Linked DNA regions of Mus musculus: region 2 is linked to region 1. The links are chromatin loops, found by intact Hi-C in ENCODE. Cell type or tissue: left cerebral cortex. All regions are shown on one strand. Each heading gives the region's core, and the rest is flanking DNA. Links, peaks and the distances in the headings are about the cores only.

The links. A loop is a pair of places that touch in the nucleus more often than their neighbours do. Peaks named below come from ENCODE experiments on the same cell type or tissue, not always from the same donor. Only the 100,000 strongest peaks of a DNase experiment are listed, where the experiment ranks them.
Region 2: it touches region 1 in a loop (2.6-fold over the local background); 6 of 42 quality-filtered maps call a loop at or near these places.

The regions. Positions count from the first base shown.
Region 1 is chr11:78,334,457-78,340,145 of GRCm38, reverse strand. It overlaps Pigs (phosphatidylinositol glycan anchor biosynthesis, class S), which reads right to left. Exons shown (of 12, transcript NM_201406.1): 6 at 4,512-4,719; 7 at 3,316-3,458; 8 at 2,243-2,357; 9 at 658-803; 10 at 37-137. Among named protein-coding and RNA genes, the nearest start is that of Unc119, 6.2 kb to the left of the region's middle. In left cerebral cortex, for the core only: no CTCF peak of the experiment used is centred there; no DNase peak of the experiment used is centred there.
Region 2 is chr11:78,287,872-78,293,560 of GRCm38, reverse strand. It overlaps 2610507B11Rik (RIKEN cDNA 2610507B11 gene), which reads right to left. Exons shown (of 39, transcript NM_001002004.2): 35 at 5,494-5,629; 36 at 5,266-5,396; 37 at 4,519-4,620; 38 at 4,141-4,275; 39 at 2,936-3,757. The coding sequence ends at 3,578. Rskr (ribosomal protein S6 kinase related) reads right to left here and starts at 2,720. Exons shown (of 12, transcript NM_001287206.1): 1 at 2,622-2,720; 2 at 1,892-2,137; 3 at 1,723-1,806; 4 at 1,531-1,599; 5 at 1,087-1,156; 6 at 763-867; 7 at 567-607; 8 at 150-177; 9 at 1-32. The coding sequence starts at 2,678. Gm3948 (predicted gene 3948) reads left to right here. Exons shown (of 4, transcript NR_166889.1): 4 at 388-718. In left cerebral cortex, for the core only: no CTCF peak of the experiment used is centred there; DNase peaks (open chromatin) are centred at 330 and 2,713; H3K4me3 peaks cover 779 bases; H3K27ac peaks cover 1,338 bases.

The DNA of each region.
Region 1 (5,689 bases), core at 482-5,481:
TAGCCACAGCCCCAAGGGGATCATGCAGGAGTTTACCTCAGCTGAGCCAGGAATACCTCCATCACCCGCACCATGTCCACCTCAACCCTCACTGGCAGCTCAGAAGCATTATAGATCTTCGGATCAACATTGTATACCTGAAAATGGGGAATGAGGTTACCTCAATACCACACAGAACCATGCCCATCTCTGCTTAGGACCCAGAGGCCATGGCAGAAGAGGCAGGTTCGGCTTCTGGTATTAATCCCAGGGGCATAGGAAACTGCTTTTTTTCCTTTTGAGTACCTAGGTACGTAAGTACTAAAGAAGCTTTAAGTACACCATTCTAACTGCTCCCTCAAACGTCTGATGAAATCCCAAACGGTCATCCTGTTTTAGGATTCCTAGCCATGGCCCAGAGTGTAAAAGCATGAAGTACTCCAGGGAAGCTAAAAGCTATAGTGCAAGCCGGTAAGTCCAAAGGGTCAGAGTACAAAAAGCATTAACAAAATTGACAGCTGAGCTGGCAAAGGAGGACAGCACAGCCCTGTCACCTCCCTGGTATATGCTCCTCCCCACAGGGGAACAGATGCCACCCCTACCCCCACCCCGATAATCTTAACAGGAGTTTTCTTGCAATAAATATGGATTCTGAGGCCTGCATAGGGTGACTATTACCATAATGCCACCCCAGCGGGGACTGTGGAAGGCATTGGTGGCCACTGGAGCTCCGTCCTTGTCCTGAATGTACAGCGGGGAGTGGGCAAGCTCAGGCACATAGAGCAGAAAGTGGAGTACAGGGTACAGGGAGGCAGCGCTGGACCCTGCGGACAAAGAGGGAGTCAGAACACCAGATGGGGGATTCCAGGCTCAGCATCGCAATCCAGGCGCAGCCTCTCACCGGCCAGGAGAACCCAGTTCAGCTCTTGGCCACACTCCCGCTAGGCTCCTTCCCTCCAGATGAAGGATTATAATCCTTGCTTCTAGGTTCACCCAGGTCAAGGAGCATAACTGTCCATTCAAGTTCTGCCCTTTGGGCTGCTGAGATGGCTCAGTGGGTAAAGGTGCTGCCACCAAGCCCGATGACCTACCTGCATGTGATCCCCATGATCTACATAACGGAGAGAGAAGACAACAGACTCTCCCAGGTGCTACACTGACGGCCACGTGCATAGCACAGCAGGCCCCACAATACCCACTAGATGAATAAATGAATGGATAAAGAAAATAAATGAATAAATAAGTGTTAAAAGAAAAATCAAGGAGTTGGAAAGATGTCTCAGCAGTTAAGAGCACAGGGCTGCTCTTCCAGAAAACCCAGGTTCAATTCCCAGCACCTACATAGTAGCTCACAACTGTCTGTACTCCAGTCCCAGGGCATCCTATACCCTCGCACAGACATACATGCAGGCAAACATCAGCACACATGGAATAAAAATAAACACATAATTTAAAAAGAAAAAAAGAAAACTGGCTGGAGAGATGGCTCAGTGGTTAAAAGCACTCACTGCTCTTCCAGAGGTCCTGAGTTCAATTCCCAGCAACCACATGGTGGCTCACAACCATCTGTAATGAGATCTGATGCCCTCTTCTGGTGTGTCTGAAGATAGATACAGTGCACTCATACAATAAATAAATAAATAAATAAATAAATAAATAAATCTTAAAAAAAAAAAAGAAATTCTAAGAAGAGAAAACTCATTTCTGCTTTCAAAGGCCGCAGCTGCAGCAGTAGCCCAGTGACACTTGCCTGCTATGCACAAGACCCTGAGTCTGATCCCTAGTACCAGGGAAGAAAAATTAGGGTTGTGTTTTTTTTTTAAATTAGGTATAGCGGCACATGCCTATAATCTCAGCACTGGGAGGCAGCACAGGAGGGTCAGGAGTTCAAGGCCAGCCTTGGCTACACAGGAAGCTTAAAGCCAGCCTAGGATACATGAGATCCTGTCTCAAAAACCGGAACAAAATAAAGTTTCTACCTTTCTGAGGTATATGAGAGTTTGCCTCAAACAACCAAAGGAAAGGTAAGAGAGGGAGAGGGAGGGGGAGGAGCAGGGGAGGGGGAGAAGGGAGAGGGAAGGGAGGGAGAGAAAGGGAGAGAGAGAGAGAGAGAGACAGGGAGAGACAGAGAGAGACAGAGAGAGAGACAGAGTGAGAGACAGAGACACTAAACCTTCCCAGTCCCATCCAAACCCGAAACCATCAAAGCACCCAGCCGTCCCCAACCCCACGCTGGCCTGACAGAGGCCTCTCAGGAGCTCACCGAGTCGGGACTCCACTGGGTTGATGACGTGGGGCAGGCTGTGCATAGCCAAGGAGTAGCTGGATGAGGCTGGGTCAAAGCGGGGGTTCACGCCGAGCATGGCATAGTATAGGATCTGTGGAGAGAAGGGGGACAGGCCATCCCATACACGGACTTAGAGGCTACTGTCTCTAAGAGTGCAGGGACTGTGTGAAGATACACTCAGGACAAAGACAAGGCTCAAGCAAAGTGCATGTATGAAAGGAAATAACAGAATCAAGGTAAAACTAATGTATTAAATACATACTTAGAAAACCACATTATTTTACCAGGTTCCCAGAAAGTCAAAGAGGGGAACAAACAAAGACTGGGTCCACAAGACCCAATTGAGTCTGCTTTTCAGACCATTGGTTCCTTGCCACCTGCAGGGTCTGATCAAGTCCCCCACGCTTTCCCTACAGGGACAGGATGTGACACTGAAAGCAAGCAGGGCGCTTTATGGCTCTATCGTTACAGTGTTCACATATTTCAGAAAGCTTTTTAAAAATAACTTCCTTAAGGGTGGCTGATGGCTTTAACATGTAGGTACAACTCCTGAGTTAGTACTTGGGAAGTAGCTCTGCCAAGCCACTCTGGTGACACTCCCTGAGCTGGACACCAAGGAAAGGACACCGGAACATGCCCTCAAGGGAGCAGTGGACTGACGGACATAAACAGGTGCACACAGTGCTTCCTACAAGCTACATCCCCGTACCTGCTCACACGACACTGCCCTACACACAGCTACACAAGCAAATCATCACGCTCTGAGAGAAGGAGAGCAGATGCCCATATAAACACTAAACATGTATAGACTTTAAAAAGGCTCCGTGCTGGGCATTGGTGGTGCACGCCTTTAATCCCAGCACTCAGGAGGCAGAGGCAGGCGGATTTCTGAGTTTGAGGCCAACCTGGTCTACAAAGTGAGTTCCAGGACATCTAGGCTACACAGAGAAACCCTGTCTCGAAAAACCAAAAAAAAAAAAAAAAAAAAAAAAAAAGAAAGAAAGAAAGAAAGAAAAAGAAAAGGCTCCATAACTCATTCCTGGTCTTACCTGAGAGTCCACAGAGAAATTGCCCGCAACACTGAGGCGATTCAGGAAAGGCTGCACAAAGCGCTGGACAGCTCCCTCAATGTCCCAGTGGACATCGTGGGACTTGGGGTCTGGGTTGAGTAAACTGAAAGTGATTTCATAGCCTACAGAAAAGAGGAGTCGTGGAATTCAGAAGTACATCAAGGAAAGAGGCAGCCTACATCCCACGTCATCTGGATGGGATAGGGATGCCACTGAGGGACCAAAGAGAGGACAGGAGTGAGATAAGGAACACTGCTGAGTACCTTAAGGAAAAACTGGAGCCAGGCAGTGCTGGCACACACCTCTGATCCCAGCATGAGGGAAGCAGAGGCAGGCAGATCTGAGTTAGAGGTCAGCCTGGTCTATGAAGTGAGGTCTGATATAGCCAGGGCTACACAGAGAAACACTGCCTTAAAAAAAGAAAAAAAGAAAAAAAAAAGAAAAAAAATGGAGAAGCCAAACAGAGTAACTCCTGCTTTTAATCATTGCACTCCAGAAACAGGCAGGAGGGTCTGTGAGTTTAAGGCCAGCATAATCTACATAGTTCTAGGGCAGCTAGTGCTGCCTCAGAAAACAAACAAACAAACAACAAAAAACAGCTGGTGGTGGTAGTGCATGCCTTTAATCCCAGCACCCCAGAGGCAGACATTGGCAAATCTCTTAAATTCAAGGTTAGCCTGATCTATAGAGCAAGTTCCAGGACAGCCAGAGCTACACAGGGAAACCCTGTCTCAAAAAAAAAAAAAAAGAAAAAGGCCAGGCATGGTGGCGCATGCCTTTAATCCCAGCACTTGGGAGGCAGAGTCAGGCAGATTTCTGAGTTCGAGTCCAGCCTGGGCTACAAAGTGAGTTCCAGTACAGCCAGGGCTACACAGAGAAACCCTGTCTTGAAATACCAAAAAAAAAAAAGAAAGAAAAAACAGAGGGAGGAGAGATGGTTTAGAGCTTTAAAGTATTTGTTCTTGCAGAAGATCCAGGTTCAATTCCCAGCACCCACATGGTGACTCACAACCATCTTCACTCCAGTCCCTGGGGATCTGACGCCCTCTTCTGACCTCCAAGCATGCATGCCGTACACATGCATGCACGCAGACAACACACTCATACACATAAATAAGTAAATCTTCCGCCGGACTCACGTCTTCTCCCTTCCTAAAACAAAGCCCAAGCCCTACCTAAGCTGGACTTGAGCGGCCGCCTCTTGTCAGAGCTCCACTTGTCCTCGGGCAGGTGGTCGGCCAAGGCAGCAGCAAGCACATCCTCCGTCAAGGACATGGCCTGGGCGACCTGGACTATGCGACGGCCGATGATGTTGAAGGCTTCCCTGTGGATCAGCCCCCGGACAACTGCCGTCCTCTCAGGCCCAATGTAGCTCATCATGTCCTGTGCGGGGGGACAGAGGGATGGAGCGCCATGGCTCAGTGAAGAAAGCATAAAGGCACTCTATCCTTCTTTTCTTTTTCTTTCTTTTTCTTTCTTTTTCTTTCTTTCTTTTTTTTTTTTTTTTTTTTTTTTTTGAGATAGCCTCTTGACATAACTCAGGCTAAAATTTGAGATTCTCCTGCCTCAGCTTTCCAAATGATGGAATTATAAGCATGCACCATTACATAAGCCCAGTTCTGGTTCCTGTCTTAAGGAATCTGGCCTATTACCATCAGCTAAAAGGTTGCACCACTCTCTGGGCTTGTAGTGAGCTTTTTTTTTTTTTTTCTGTTTTTCATTTTTTTCTCCCAAGACAAGGCTTTTCTGTGTATCCCTGGCTGTCCTGGAACTCATTCTGTAGACCAGGCTGGCCTTGAACTCAAAAGATCCACCTGCCTCTGCCTCCTCAGTGTTGGGGTTAATGGCGTATGCCACCATTGCCCAGTCATGTGTCTCTGTCTCTCTGTCTGTCTCTGTCTCTCTCTGTCTCTCTCTGTCTCTCTCTCTCTCTCTCATTTTTTGTTAGTTTTGCTGTGCTTTTAAAGATATAGTTAGGACTGGCCAGGTGTGGTGGCGCACGCCTTTAATCCCAGCACTCAGGAGGCAGAGGCAGGTAGATTTCTGAGTTCAAGGCTAGCTGCAAGTGAGTTCCAGGACAGCCAGGGCTATACAGAGAAACCCTGTCTCGAAAAACCAAAAAAAAAAAGATATAGTTAGGACTGGAGAGATAGCTCAGCTGTTAAGAGCACTAGCTGCTCTTCCAGAGATCCCAGACTCCCTTCCTAGCACATAGATGGCAGCTCTCAACTGACTGTTCCCCCAGATCCAGGGGATCTGATGCCTCCATCTGCATAGACATGCAGGCAAAACATAAACTGAGATATAAGAAATAAATAAAGGCTCATTTCACTTTATTTTATATGTATGAGTA
Region 2 (5,689 bases), core at 205-5,204, 46 kb after region 1:
AGACAGACCAAAGTCTGTCACTTTCAGATGGCCTACGAAGTAAGGAAACTATGTTCAACCCATGTTTGTTTGTTTGTTTTTTGTTTCACTTTGGTTTTGTTTTTTAAGAGGTACCACTTGTCCTGGGGCTAAAGAAGGAAAAGACATACCTCGTTCATCCAGCAGGATATTCTCCATCTGAAATCATGGGCAAGAGGACATTATCTTACTTTTTCCTTTGGCTCTGATTTGGTTTTTCATTGTTGTTATTTTTGACATAGGGTGTTACTGTGTAGCTCAGGCCAGCTGGGAATTTTATATACCAGCCTCACATATGGCACTCCTCCTGCCTCCCAACAGTGCTGGGGAATAGACATGTATGACCACACCTGGCATTCTTTCCCGTAGAGCTGCTAGCTGGAGAAGGTAGTCTACTCAGCACTCAAGCCTATACTTGGAGGACCCACACCCAAATCCTTCGCATCCATAGGAACCCAAATAACCGTCTCTGCTTCCTACTGCCTTCTCAGATCTGTGGAAACTTCTTGAGATCCTTGCTCAACTTAAGAGAAAAGACTTAACTCTACCTTTACATCACGGTGGATGATACCCAAGTCGTGGAGATAGCCTGTGGAGAACAGTGGGCATGGGTGTGTCTGCCAGTTTCTTTGTAGCCCCTATCTCTCCTCTATCCTGACTTCCAAAATTAAATATTAATTCTGTTTCTCCTCCCCACTAACTTAATTTCCCCCTTTTTATTTCCTTTACCACATTTGCACTTACACAGTACAAGGACCAGTTCAGCTGCAAAGAGACGGATAGAATCCTCTGGAAACCAACCAACAGTAGACCACAGGGAGTAGAGATCCATGCTGCAGTAGCTACACACTGCAAAGTAACACAAGTCTAGGCAATACTGAGGTCTATACATAATGCCTAGGCTCAAGGCATTATGGACCTCCTGCCCAAACTAATGCCACCATCTGTTTCCCTCTTTTGGAATATAGAAATGTTATGAGGAGTGGAGCCAAACAAAGGCAGAATAATGTCAGGTGGGGAGGGCAGTATATGGATCTTTGGGGGTGAAGACAAAGCTCAGTCACTCACTAATAAAGAGGTGTTGTTTCCCCTGCCAGCTGTCCCCCAAACTGTGTACAAAAGGATGGTTGATCTGTCGCTATGGACAAAGAAAACAGCAAGTTAGGAAAACAAGCTTCTTGATGATAAAGGCAGCTAAGAAATCACATGTTGCCTTGTGTAGAAGTGAACTGCTGCTTCACCTTCTGATTCAGAACTCATTTAGGACTCTTGGAAAACCTTGGAGCCAGCACACTGCTTAGGAGCACACCACGATACACTGTAGAGTCCCCTGGCAGAACTTGGAGCTTGTCCTCAGCTAATAACTACTTTTCTCAGGATTTACTTTGGTGCTATCTACTCCAGGACGGACACATACAGGGAAGGTAGACCCAAGAAAACCAGGTAAGTTGGAAAAAGGTACTTTCTCCAACAAATTCAGGTCTCCAGCCATGCTTTCAGAACTCTGCATACCTGGATGCTAACCTCTTCTTTGCACTGCCTCAGCGTATCCCGCTGTAGAACTTTTACTTTGGGCACCACCTATAAGTGTAGAGGCATGGTAACTCATGAAAATCATGCTATTTTAACTTGTTCCCCCTAATCTCTGGAACTAAAGATTGTAAACAGGATCTACTGAGTAAGCTACATCGCTTGACTTCCTACCTTCACTGCAAATACAGCTTTCTGGGCACAATCTAGCACTTTCAGGACAGTTCCAAACGAACCTTTAGCCACAAGGCCTAAAATCTGAACAAAGAAGAGGGAAACTGAGACTGGTTGTTTGTAGATTCCTCCCTAAAACAGACACTTCCCAGGGGCTATGGTGACCTACCTTCAGCTCCTGCTGCTCCCTAACAGGCCTCACGGGAAACTCTGGTAGAAAGAGGCTGATGAACTGAGGCACTGGCCACTCAGACTGAGGCTTCTCTAGTAGCAGTGGGGCTGGCTGGAGCAGCTCCTGATGTAGGCACTGATGCCTCTGTAGTCCCCATAGTTCTTCCAGACCTGACCTGATGGTCCCCATACCACACCAGAGGCTCTTCCAGCCTTGGACCCAGTGACCCTGGATGTTGTCACCCTGCTGAGAAGGGAGCCATTCTAAGCCTGCTCATGAAGCACTGCAGGTTCTGCCCATCTTAACAGGCACCCCTTCCTCTAGTCTTAACCAATGCTGTGGTGACCCCCAACCATAAAACTGTTACTTCATAACTGCAGTATAAGTACCTGATATGCAGGATATCTAATGTAACCCGTGTGAAAGGAGTCACAACACACATGCTGACAACCACTTATCTAGAGGGAAGGAAAATTCCCAGGCTTTGTGATGTGACCTAAATTTCCTTGACTTAATTCAAAATCTCCATGACAATAACAGGTTTATGTTTTCACAACAAAACAGGAATACAACCTGTGCATAAGTGAGTTCTATAGCCTTTATGCCCACCCCAACAATGGATATCAGTGACAGTCTCCTAACTGGGCACTTTCTAGCCTCAGGCCCCTACATCTTTCATTTCCCTCCCATAGGCAGCCAGAGCCTATACCAGAGCCCCATACCCTACCTTCTGAGGAGCAGACACCCGGGTGTGTTGTCCCTGCCGACAGCTTACTGCTCCCATTTCCAGCCTCTGCCTCTTTTCGCGCTGCTAAATCTGTTGTCCAAGTTACATAAGCAATTCCTCCCTCTGATGCTGCATTACCCATGAGCCCCACCTCTTCCAGTGTACACAGACCCATCAGCTTTAGGTCAGCATCATACCCAAACTGGGAAGTATATGTGATTGTGGTAAGACTTCAAGGCAGAGGAGAAAGACAAGACCAGTCATTACTGGGGCAGTTAAAAAATGTGTTGGGTTAGTGAGGAGGGAAGGACACAGACAACTTGAACGCTTTTACTCAATACAATTAAAAAAGGCCAACATCAAATTTAAAATATTTTTTCTTTAAATCTCTTTTTTCTCCATTCTCCTGGGCATACCCCAGGGAGGAAAGTAAGGTACCCATGGCCAGCCCTGGCTCCTAATGCCATCCTCCCAAGTGAGCACAGACTGGGAAGTTTATCCCCCAAACCCAACACCTCTTAGACAACAAGGCAGTGGAGTGAGGCACAGAGGATCAGACTCCTTCCCTTAGCTTATTGGCACAAAGGGAGAGCAATTACATTTAGAAATATATATATATGTTTTATATATATATATCTTTATAAAAATTTATCATACTTGATCAAAACTATCCCCCAACCCTTTCTGTTGCCCCGAAAGAGCAGGATACTAGGCTTGGACACAATCCCTGGGTCTTCTGGTTTTCTTGCCCCTGTGGCCCTGGGTCTAATCCCATGAGAGGGAACCCAGCGCTTTGTCCACCATGCCCTGCAGGGACAGGCCAGCTGTTGAACAATGTCTCTCAGTTCCCATATGCCCCACAAATCCTGCAGGATGAAGGGAAGCTCTGCCCACCCTCAAGTCCCTGGATCCTGAGCCAGAGTCAATTCTATACTGTAGTCACTTGGGTCTCCACATCACTTGCGCCTGCCGAAGATGGACTTCTTGCCAGGGTTCTTGTCGCCCACACTTAAACCAATGAGGAGCCGAGCTTTCTCTTCTTCCTGCTGTTGCATGTTCAGGTCACACTTTGTTTCTAGCTTTCCCCGGACCTCAGACCCCGTTGCAGGTTTCAGCCTTAGTTTTTCTTTGATTACCTGGCAGTGGAAAGGAATAAAAGGAAAGGAAAAATTAGTGAAACGGGGTGTACAATTTAAAGTGAACCAATTCAAAGATTTATTAAGCTTATATGTAAACACAAAAGGGCACTTCAAAGTATATAGATAATAGTCTGCTTGTAAGAAGCTTACAATCTAATCAGAACCATCATAAAGCTGATGTTGTAGAAGCCCTTAATTCCCTCAAAATTAATGAGTCACTAGCATACCAGGGCAAAGGCATGGACAAACAAGGACAGATCAGTCATTATCTGCCCCTTTCCTGGCCATCTCTTAATACAGCACAGAAGAGAAGGCTCTTAAAAAGGCAATGTGCTTGCCAGTCCCTGCTAACGAAACAGCCATGAGCCCTGGCGAGATACCTGGGCAACCAGAGCTTTTCGGCTGTCCCTTTTGACAGCCATGGCAAAGTCCAGCCATGTCCACGTGTTGTTGTGGTACTCCAGACAGGGTAGCACCAAGTTAAGGTCGCCCCAGTCCACACTGTTCTTCTCACCCTGCAACAGGAAGAGAAAGAGGGAAAAGAGCTGCCATTTTGAATCTAAGCCAGAACTCTGAGTAGAATTCCTACAACAGCAACCGACATATTTGAATTCCCTCCCATTCTGGTGATGGGGCTGACTCCTGCAGAAAGCAGGACAGGTTTGTCACCCATGGCCCACTTTCACAGGAAGCCCAACTGTCACCCTGTCTATAATCTTTAGTCCCCTTCCTACTCTAAGTGCTGGGATGGAATATACCTTATAACTGACACACAGTGGAACTTGTGGGATTTTTATATATATGAAGGAGTTGTTCATGGCAGCTCGCTCTTTCATCTTGTCAATATCATCAACTGGGTGCTGGGAAAGACAGAAAAGGAGCATAAGCCCTAAAACCACCAGAGCAACCCAAGATGCTAAATTACTCCACTCTCAGTCCTGGAGAAGACTTAAGACCAAAGGAACAACACCCACCCAGGTCCACAGAAACTATTAATACCCATTTAAAAAATCTAAACATACTAAAATGTTTTTACCTTTTTGTTTCTTTTTTTGTTTTTTTTTTTAAGATTTATTTATTTATTATATGGAAGTACATTGTAGCTGTCTTCAGACACTCCAGAAGAGGGAGTCAGATCTCGCTACGGATGGTTGTGAGCCACCATGTGGTTGCTGGGATTTGAACTCTGGACCTTCGGAAGAGCAGTCGGGTGCTCTTACCCACTGAGCCATCTCACCAGCCCCTACCTTTTTGTTTCTTTTGCTTTTTGTTGTTTTGTTTTGGTAGCAACAGGGTTTCTTTGTATATCATTCCTGGCCTGCCTCTGCTTCCCAAGTGCTGAGATTAAAGGTGTGTGCCCCCATGCTAGGCTTCTTTTGCCTTTTTTGAGATAGGATCTCATACAGTCCAAGCTGCCCTTGGACTTATCTTCCAGCTCCTGTCCTCAAGTGTTGAAATTATAGTGGACCACCACATTTAGGTTCTCTGATTTTCATATGCCATACCTCAGGTAATTTGCGAAATGATCTTCTGACTCCAGAACTCCTGGTCAAGCCCTGTGCCACGCCCTTCCCGGAGCCCAGTGGTACTGCATCATCTGTTGCTATCAGCTGCCGAGGCTTTACAACTGGTATTCCTGTGAAAAAGCATGCAAACCAACAGTGACTCTCTTCCTGAAGCTGCTTTAGGCTGCCACTCCATATTCCTGGCATTCCAACATAACCAATTCTTACCAGTAGTCACCAGTTTGGACTTATCCTCTTCATCACCAACTTCATCATCTTCTACATTTCGACCAGGAAAGAAAAAGCCCATCATTCTATGGAAGAACCGGTGGGACAGCTGGATGGTGAGAGGCACCACATTTACCTGAGAGGGAAAGAGGTGAAGAAACAATTAAGCTCAAGTACTAGCCCTGTCTTTGATTAC